Regions from separate parts of the Homo sapiens genome. Here region 1 is linked to region 2. The links are chromatin loops, found by intact Hi-C in ENCODE. Cell type or tissue: A673. All regions are shown on one strand. Each heading gives the region's core, and the rest is flanking DNA. Links, peaks and the distances in the headings are about the cores only.

The links. A loop is a pair of places that touch in the nucleus more often than their neighbours do. Peaks named below come from ENCODE experiments on the same cell type or tissue, not always from the same donor. Only the 100,000 strongest peaks of a DNase experiment are listed, where the experiment ranks them.
Region 1: it touches region 2 in a loop (5-fold over the local background); 15 of 110 quality-filtered maps call a loop at or near these places.

Annotation. Positions count from the first base shown.
Region 1 is chr3:87,304,752-87,307,251 of GRCh38, reverse strand. No RefSeq gene overlaps it. Among named protein-coding and RNA genes, the nearest start is that of POU1F1, 29 kb to the right of the region's middle. In A673, for the core only: no CTCF peak of the experiment used is centred there; a DNase peak (open chromatin) is centred at 1,301.
Region 2 is chr3:88,178,007-88,183,827 of GRCh38, reverse strand. No RefSeq gene overlaps it. Among named protein-coding and RNA genes, the nearest start is that of C3orf38, 31 kb to the right of the region's middle. In A673, for the core only: a CTCF peak has its summit at 3,228 (motif pointing right); a DNase peak (open chromatin) is centred at 3,267.

The DNA of each region.
Region 1 (2,500 bases), core at 1-2,500, 870 kb after region 2:
TTTCAAACACTTAAGAGAACCTGATATATTAGTCGTGTTGTTTCAAATGAATATTTGGGAGAATTTGATCAAATATGTTTAATAGATGGAAGATATTAAGCAGCAAGCCAAGTCATGATGGTTTCTTTAATAGGCCCCACCGCCTCACCATCACCACTAGATATTGAAGATTTTTTAACAATTCTAATCATTTTTTAAGGGACACAGGGAGGGTGTGGCCTTCCTTGGGAATTTTTAAGAGCCCTGGAGATAAGTAATCTGGGAAGCTGAGGATGGGCTCTGGGACTCAGAGCATCACAGTAGCATAGCCCGTGGCCTCAGGAATCCTGACGGGCGGGATGTGCCCCTCCAGTGGCCCCCAGTCATTCTGTGTTAACTTCAGTCTGGGTCTCCCATAACATGCGAACACTTCACTTACTCCTATCTCTGTCTTAGTGTTTTGAAAGCACAGGGCCTCCACTTTCCTGAAGCAACTGTTGAATGGCCAACTTCAATAGCATCCTGTTGCCTGTTTTCTCCAAAAGCCTGGATATTTCTCTTTATTCAACTTGCTCTCCCTTATGTGAGGAATCCCAGAAGAAAGATCCCAAAATCTGGTCACACTTCTGAGAGAGAAGAGACAGTTAAAATAATTTTTTTAAATTCATTTATAATGGCAAAATAACCAGTTGAAGATAGTTGTGTGGTTTTTTTGGGAATTATTTTAAAGTATTTATTTGAGAGAGATTCTGAGAAGTGGAATACTAAAGCAAAGTTATGAAAAAGTGCACCGTGTTTGATATACCCTTGCAAAGTGAACCTCTTACAGGTGCTCACAGAAGTCAATAAACACACTAGTTTGCCTTCAATACAGCTAGCATTATCTTTTTAGAGAATTCTCTGATTTAATAGTGAAAAAACTCACCAGAAAACCATTAGTCTCCTCTTTTACATTTGCTGCTTTTAAATAGTGATAGTCTGTAATTTTTCTAAATTATTTTATCCCCAAGCAAATGGAAGCTGCCCATTGTTTGTGTATGTTATCATTTGAAACAGAAATTACTGTTTAATTATATCATCATCCATTGAGAATAGTCATCTGAGCAATTTACAACCAGGGAGTCCTCATTGTCTGTAAAAGCCAAGTGTAATCAATTAAGTTAAATGCTTCAGTGAAGCTGAAAAAAATGCCCCCTAAATATTTCTTCTGATTGCCTGCCAAGATTATATAATGTATACATAGCTAAGGCAGAAATTTTAGAAAGAAAGCCTTTAGCAGATTGGTCTCCCTCTTAGTATAAGCAGTTAATAATAACCACAACACGTAATTAGTATCAGCCAATATTGACTAATAATATGAACTGTAGGTTAAAAGGATTAAACATCTTGGGTAATAAGTAGCAGGAAGTTTGTACTCCTTCTAAATCATGAGGCACGTCTGACTGGGGCAAAATTAAGTAAATGAGAAATAGCTAAAGCCACTTTCCATTAGTTCAACATTGAAACAGAAATGTTTTTGTGAATGCTCCAGTTTGTCTGCATCTGGTCACGGTATAATTGGGAGATCTATTAAAGTGTAAGTCTCTGAATGGTTCCATTTATATTTATAGAAGATTTATATGCCTAATCTTGATCTCCCTTTGAATTTCAGGTTTCCATATTTAATTAGCTACTGACTGTTCACAGGATACGCACATCCAAAATATCCAAAACTAAATTTTCACCTTTGAAAAAATTAAATTTTCATCTAAACCCAAGATATAAACTTGGGTTTCCTATCTCGTTGAGTTGCTTCACCACCTTCCTAATTGCGTAAGCTATAAGCCCCAAAACTCAGTTATCATCCTTGACTTTTTCCTGTAGCTCTGTCTATATGTTCATCCAATGGTCACCTTCTACCTATTCTAATATTATGCTGTCATCTAGAATTTATTGAGGATCTAAAGTGTGCTGGGCTAACTATTCATAATAGCAAAGACTTGAAACCAACGCAAATGTCCATCAGTGATAGACTGGATTAAGAAAACATGGCACATATACACCATGGAATACTATGCAGCCATAAAAAAGGATGAGTTCATGTCCTTTGCAGGGACATGGATGGCTGGAAACCATCATTCTCAGCAAACTAACTCAAGAATAGAAAACCAAACACCACATGTTCTCACTCATAAGTGGGAGTTGAACAATGAGAACACATGGACACAGGGAGGGGAACATCACACACCATGGCCTGTGGAGGCTGGGGGGCTAGGGGAGGGATAACATTAGGAGAAATACCTAATGTAGGTCACGGGTTGATAGGTGCAGCAAACCACCATGGTACGTGTATACTTATGTTACAAACCTGTACGTTCTGCACATGTAACCCAGAACTTACAGTATAATTTAAAAAAATTTAAAAAAATTAAGTGTGCTGGGCTAGTGCTCCACAGGCTTTAATGCATACATGAATTACTTTGGATCTTGTCAAAATGAATTAGCTACTAATTCTGTAGTTCTAGAATGGGGTATGAAATGC
Region 2 (5,821 bases), core at 1,904-4,403:
AAATTCTGGGTTGAAAAGTCTTTCCTTTAAGAATGTTGAATATTGGCTCCCACTCTCTTCTCGCTTGATGGGTTTCTGCTGAGAGATCCGCTATTAGTCTGATGGGCTTCCCTTTGTAGGTAACCTGACCTTTCTCTCTGGCTGCCCTTAACATTTTTTCCTTCATTTCAACCTTGGTGCATCTGACAACTATGTGTCTTGGGGTTGCTCTTCTCAAGGAGTATCTTTGTGGTGTTCGCTGTATTCCCTGAATTTGAATGTTGGCCTGCTTTGCTAGGTTGGGGAAGTTCTCCTGGATAATATCCTGAAGAGCGTTTTCTAACTTGGTTCCATTCTCCCCATCACTTTCAGATACACCAATCAAACGTAGATTTGATCTTTTCACATAGTCCCATATTTCTTGGAGGCTTCGTTTGTTTCTTTTCACTCTTTTTTCTCTAATCTTGTCTTCTTGCTTTATTTCATTAATTTGATCTTCAATCACTGATATCTTTTGTTCCACTTGATCAAATTGGCTATTGAAGCTTGTGCATGCATCACGAAGTTCTTGTGCTGTGGTTTTCAGCTCTGTCAGGTCATTTAAGGTCTTCTCTACACTGGTTATTCTAGTTAGCCATTTGTCTAACCTTTTTTTTCAAGGTTTTTAGCTTCCTTGTGATGGGTCAGAACATGCTCCTTTAGCTCGGAGAACTTTGTTATTACCAACCTTCTGAAGCCTACTTCTGTCAAATTGTGAAACTCATTCTCCATCCAGTTTTGTTCCATTGCTGGCAAGGAGCTGCAATCCTTTGGAGGAGAAGAGGTGCTCTGGTTTTTGGAATTTTCAGCTTTTCTGCTCTGGTTTCCCCCATCTTTGTGGTTTTATCTACCTTTGATCTTTGATGTTGGTGACCTACATATGGGGTTTTGATGTGGTTGTCCTTTTTGTTGATGTTGATGCTATTCCTTTGTTTTTTAGTTTTCCTTCTAACAGGCTCCTCAGCTGCAGTTCTGTTGAAATTTGCTGGAGGTCCACTCCAGACGCTGTTTGCCTGGGTATTACCAGTGGAGGCAGCAGAACAGCAAATATTGCAGAACAGCAAATATTGCTGCCTGATCCTTCCTCTGGAAGCTTCGTTCCAGAGGGGCACCTGCCTGTATGAGGTGTCTGTCGGCCCCTACTGGGAGGTGTCTCCCAGTCCGGCTACACTGGGGTCAGGAACCCACTTGAGGAGGCAGTCTGTCCATTCTCAGAGCTCGAACGCCATGCTGGGAGAACCACTGCTCTCTTCAGAGCTATCAGACAGGGACATTTAAGTTTGCAGAAGTTGTCTGCTGCCTTTTGTTCAGCTATGCCCTGCCCACAGAGGTGGAGTCTAGAGAGGCAGTAGGCCTTGCTAAGCTGTGGTGGGCTCTGCCCAGTTTGAGCTTCCCGGCCACTTTGTTTACCTACTCAAGCCTCAGCAATGGCAGATGCCCCTCCCCACTCCAGCCTGCAGCCTTGCTGGCCAATCTCAGACTGCTGTGCTATCAGTAAGCAAGGCTCTTTGGGCGTGGGACCTGCCGAACCAGGCATGGGAGGAAATCTCCTGGCCTGCTGGTTGCTAAGACTGGGAAAAGTGCAGTATTTGGGCAAGAGTGTACCTTTCCTCCAGGTACAGTCTGTCATGGCTTCCCTTGGCTAGGAAAGGAAAATTCCCTGACCCTCTGCGCTTCCCAGGTGAGACGATGCCCCGCTCTGCTTCGGCTCACCTTCCGTGGGCTGCACCCACTGTCCAACCAGTCCCAATGAGATGAACCAGGTACCTCAGTTGGAAATGCAGAAATCACCCATCTTCTGTGTTGATCTCACCGGGAGCTACAGACTGGAGCTGTTCCTATTTGGCCATCTTGGAAGTGACCTCACCATTTTGTGCTTTTAAAAGACTTATTGATCATTGTACAATATTTCTAAGCAACAACAATGTGATCATAAGTTTTAGAAACTTCCCCACAATATTTTGTGGTAAAAAATGTCTTCCAGATTGAATTATTACAATTGTTACTGTCATATAATTGATCAAAACAACCTAACTAGTTCACATATTTTACTGGAAATCCATAATTTACTGAGATGAATTAATATTCTTACTGCTTGACTAAGTCAGGGTTTGTTATCAATTCCATTCCAATTTTTTGTTGTTGTTGGTTTTGGGTGTAAGCATGATTTATACCCAAATTATGGTTATAAGTAGAGACAAAATTACAATATCATCCAAATTTAAATGCATTCCTAATTTACTTGTCCATTTTAATGTATGCAAATTTTAGATCAAAAGGAAAATAATCAGATAGTAATTTATTGTCAAGATTTACTTTTAGTAAGCAGAGCATCAGATGAAAACTTATTTCAATTTGTTTGTTTGTTTGTTTTGAGACACAGCTTCTGTTGCTCATCCTGGAGTAGAGTGGTATAATCACAGCTCATTGCAGCCTTGGCCTCTAGGCTCAAGTCATCCTCTCACCTCAGCTCTCCAGGTACCTGGGACTACAGTCAGGTGTTCCGGGCCTTGCTAATTTTTTTCTTTTTTCTTTTTTTTCCTTTTTTTTTTTTTTTTTTTTTTTTAAGAGATGGGATCTTGCTATGTTACCTAGGCTCGTCCTGAACTCCTGGGCTCGAGATATCCTCCCACCTTGACCTCCCAAAGCATAGTTTTTCTTTAATTTTGTTAGAATCAAATAATTTAAAAGATAGTTTAGCAACCACTTGACTTAACAAAACTTTTGTTGAACAATCATTATAGTGATTTCCTTTCTCTTTACAAACACTAATAATTGAAAATTCTCTTTGACTAGCATCCAGAGGTTTTTAATACCACAGGGCAATGCACTATAGTGAGACTCAGAAGGGATGAGAAGTAGGTGTTTATTTTGTAAAATGGAAGAACAGCAATTGTGAAAAAAAAAGAAAGGAAAGAAAGAAAGAAAGAAAAAAGAAAGAGAGAAGAGAAGAGAAGAGAAAAGAAAAGAAAAAAGAGAAAAGAAAAAAGAAATAAGGCTGGAAACATGGTATAGCACGTAAACCAAGTTCGTTGGGGAAAATGCAAAGGACATTGAGGATCAGAAAACTGATTGCCTTAACACTCTTTAGATCAGCCAAATTTTCCAGAAAGTCTCCAAGTACCCTCAGAAGCGTAAGTTTACCAGTTGGAATTGCATTACTACAAAGCCAATTCTAAGACATAGACATGAAACACTCTGAGAAAAGCCTTGGCCACAAGATGTCACCAAATTTCCACTTTCTACTTTAAGGTGCTATTATAAGCTTCCTTCCTTCAAAATGATCCGCAGCAGCATTTGGGTTTTGAACAAGAAGAGGACAGATAAAGTACTCTGATTCTTTCTTAATTTTAAAAGAAAAAAAAAATCAATGGGTAAGAAGGGAGGATGAAGAAAAATAAATTAGTTTTGCAGTATTATCACATGTTATCTGGGCCTTAACAAATTAGTTTCTAGTAAAATGTGATCCAATGAACACATTTAAATAAAATTAAAATTAAACAATTTAAAGTAGGTACTCTAAAGTGGAAAAAAATCTTGTGTTAATTTGCTTAGGAATCTATTTTGTTTTAAATAAAAAGTAAATAAAATGAAAAAATATTGTAAAAATGAAGATTTTATTAAAATCCTGAGAAAATTGATAACTTGTCAATAAAAATAAGCCTATCCCTCAGAGCAAATTTGTGTTAGAATAAAAGGCATCTGTTTATCCATATACATAGCTCTATGCAGCCCCTAAAACATTTTATTATTCAAGTTTACTTAGTGTTGAAAATGTTACCTATTGCTTAGTTATTCAAGACTGTTATATATTTATAGTATTTATTGTACTGTATGTATGTTGAGAAGTTAATTATTGATATGCTAAATTTGTTATAGTTGGGAGTTAACTTCATACAGATTAATATGGATTAAAAATCCAAATTTCTCAAAATTCTAGATTTTTAAAACATATAGACATTCAAATTACATGTCAAGTTGTGAGTATTAGCATATTCCTCAGTTTTCAGTGTGAATATTAGCATATTCCTCAGTTTTGAGATTATTGTTTCATAAATGTTTCAAACCACATTATTATGTATGTTAAGGGTATTTTAATTAATCATTCCAACTCTGGCATAAGTAGACAAACTACTTAGTAATGTCAAACCAAAATAATATTCTGGCAGTCTCTGTCAGTAAAATGTCATTTTATCTGAAACATGAACAAACTAATTTCTGTTGTTGTTTTTGATATTTTTCTTTGAACATTATAAAAATTTTCAAACATAAAGCAAAATTGAAAGAATTTTAAATGAGTACCTGTATATCTTCCACAAGGTCCTACTATTAACAGTTTAGTATACTTGCTTTATCATATCCATCCATCAATCCATCCCCCATCCATTAAATCTCTTTTATTTATGTAAGCACTTTAGAGTTCAATATTTGTGTGTGTTTATGTGAAATGTACATATACTACAATGTACAACTCTTAAGTGTATATTCACTGAGTTTTGACAAATACATACATCTGTACACAGTCAAACCCATATCACGATATAGAACGTGACCTTCCTGTAAGAAAGTTCTCATAACCTTCACAGTAAATTCCTACCCCAACAACTCTCCAGAGGCAACCAATGTTATTTTTTTTTCCACTGCAGATTGGTTTTGTTTGTTCTAGGCTTTCTTATAAGTGGAGTCACAAAGTATGTACCCTTTTGTTTAAATCTTCTTTCACTAAGCCTTCATGTTGAATGCAATGTATAATTCATTTATTTGTATTATAGAGGAGTATTTCACTATATATGCCATAGTTTGTTTATCCAATCTCTAACTGAACATGTGAGCTATTTCCTTTTTGAGGCTTTTCTGAACAAAGCTGCTATGAATATTCTTGGATATGTCTTTTTGTGAATATATGCTTTTATTTCCCTTTAGTAGATGCTTATTAGTGAAAATGCTGGGCCATAGTGTAGGGATATCTTTAGTTTTAGCATTTAGCATTTAGTTGTGGCATTATACAATCCTTACAAAAAATGTATGAGAGGTCCAGTTTTTCTATAACATCACTAGCATTTGGTAATGTTTATCTTTCTAAATTATAGTCATTCTGGTGGTAGTGTCTTGTCTCCTGGTTTTAATATGTATTTCCATAGTGACAGTTGACATCGTATACTCTTTAATGATTTTATTGGCAATTTGTACTTCTTTTTTTATAAATTGTCTATTCAAATACTTTGCCCAGTTTTAATTAGGTTATTTGACTTTCTATTGCTGAGTTGTAGGAGTACTCTATGTATTCTGCATACCCGTCCTTTGTCAGGTGTGAATATTTCTTCCAGTCTTAGCTTTATTTGTGAATATTTCTTTGTGAATATTTCTTCCAGTCTTAGCTTATTTCTTAATGTTCATTTTAATTAGCAGAAACTTTTAATTTTGAAGAAATATAATTTATCAATTTTTTCTTAAATGATTTTACTTTCTGTACCTGATGGTACCTTTGCTTATCCCCAAGTCATAAAAATATTCTATTTCCCTTTAAAGGTTTTATGGTTTTAGCTTTTATGTTTAGGTCTATGATCCAAAATTGATTTTTCTGTATAGTATGAGGTGTGAGTCAAGGGGTTTTGTTAAAATATGGATATTTAGTATTCCAAGGGACTTTTCTTTCCTCATTGGCTTTGTTAAAAAGCAAATGTCTATGTAAGTGCAAGTGTATATCTACGTTCTTTATTCTATTCCATTCATCTGTGGATCCTTATTTTTACCACACTGTCTGGATTACTACAGCTTGATAGTAACTTTTGCCTCTAACTTT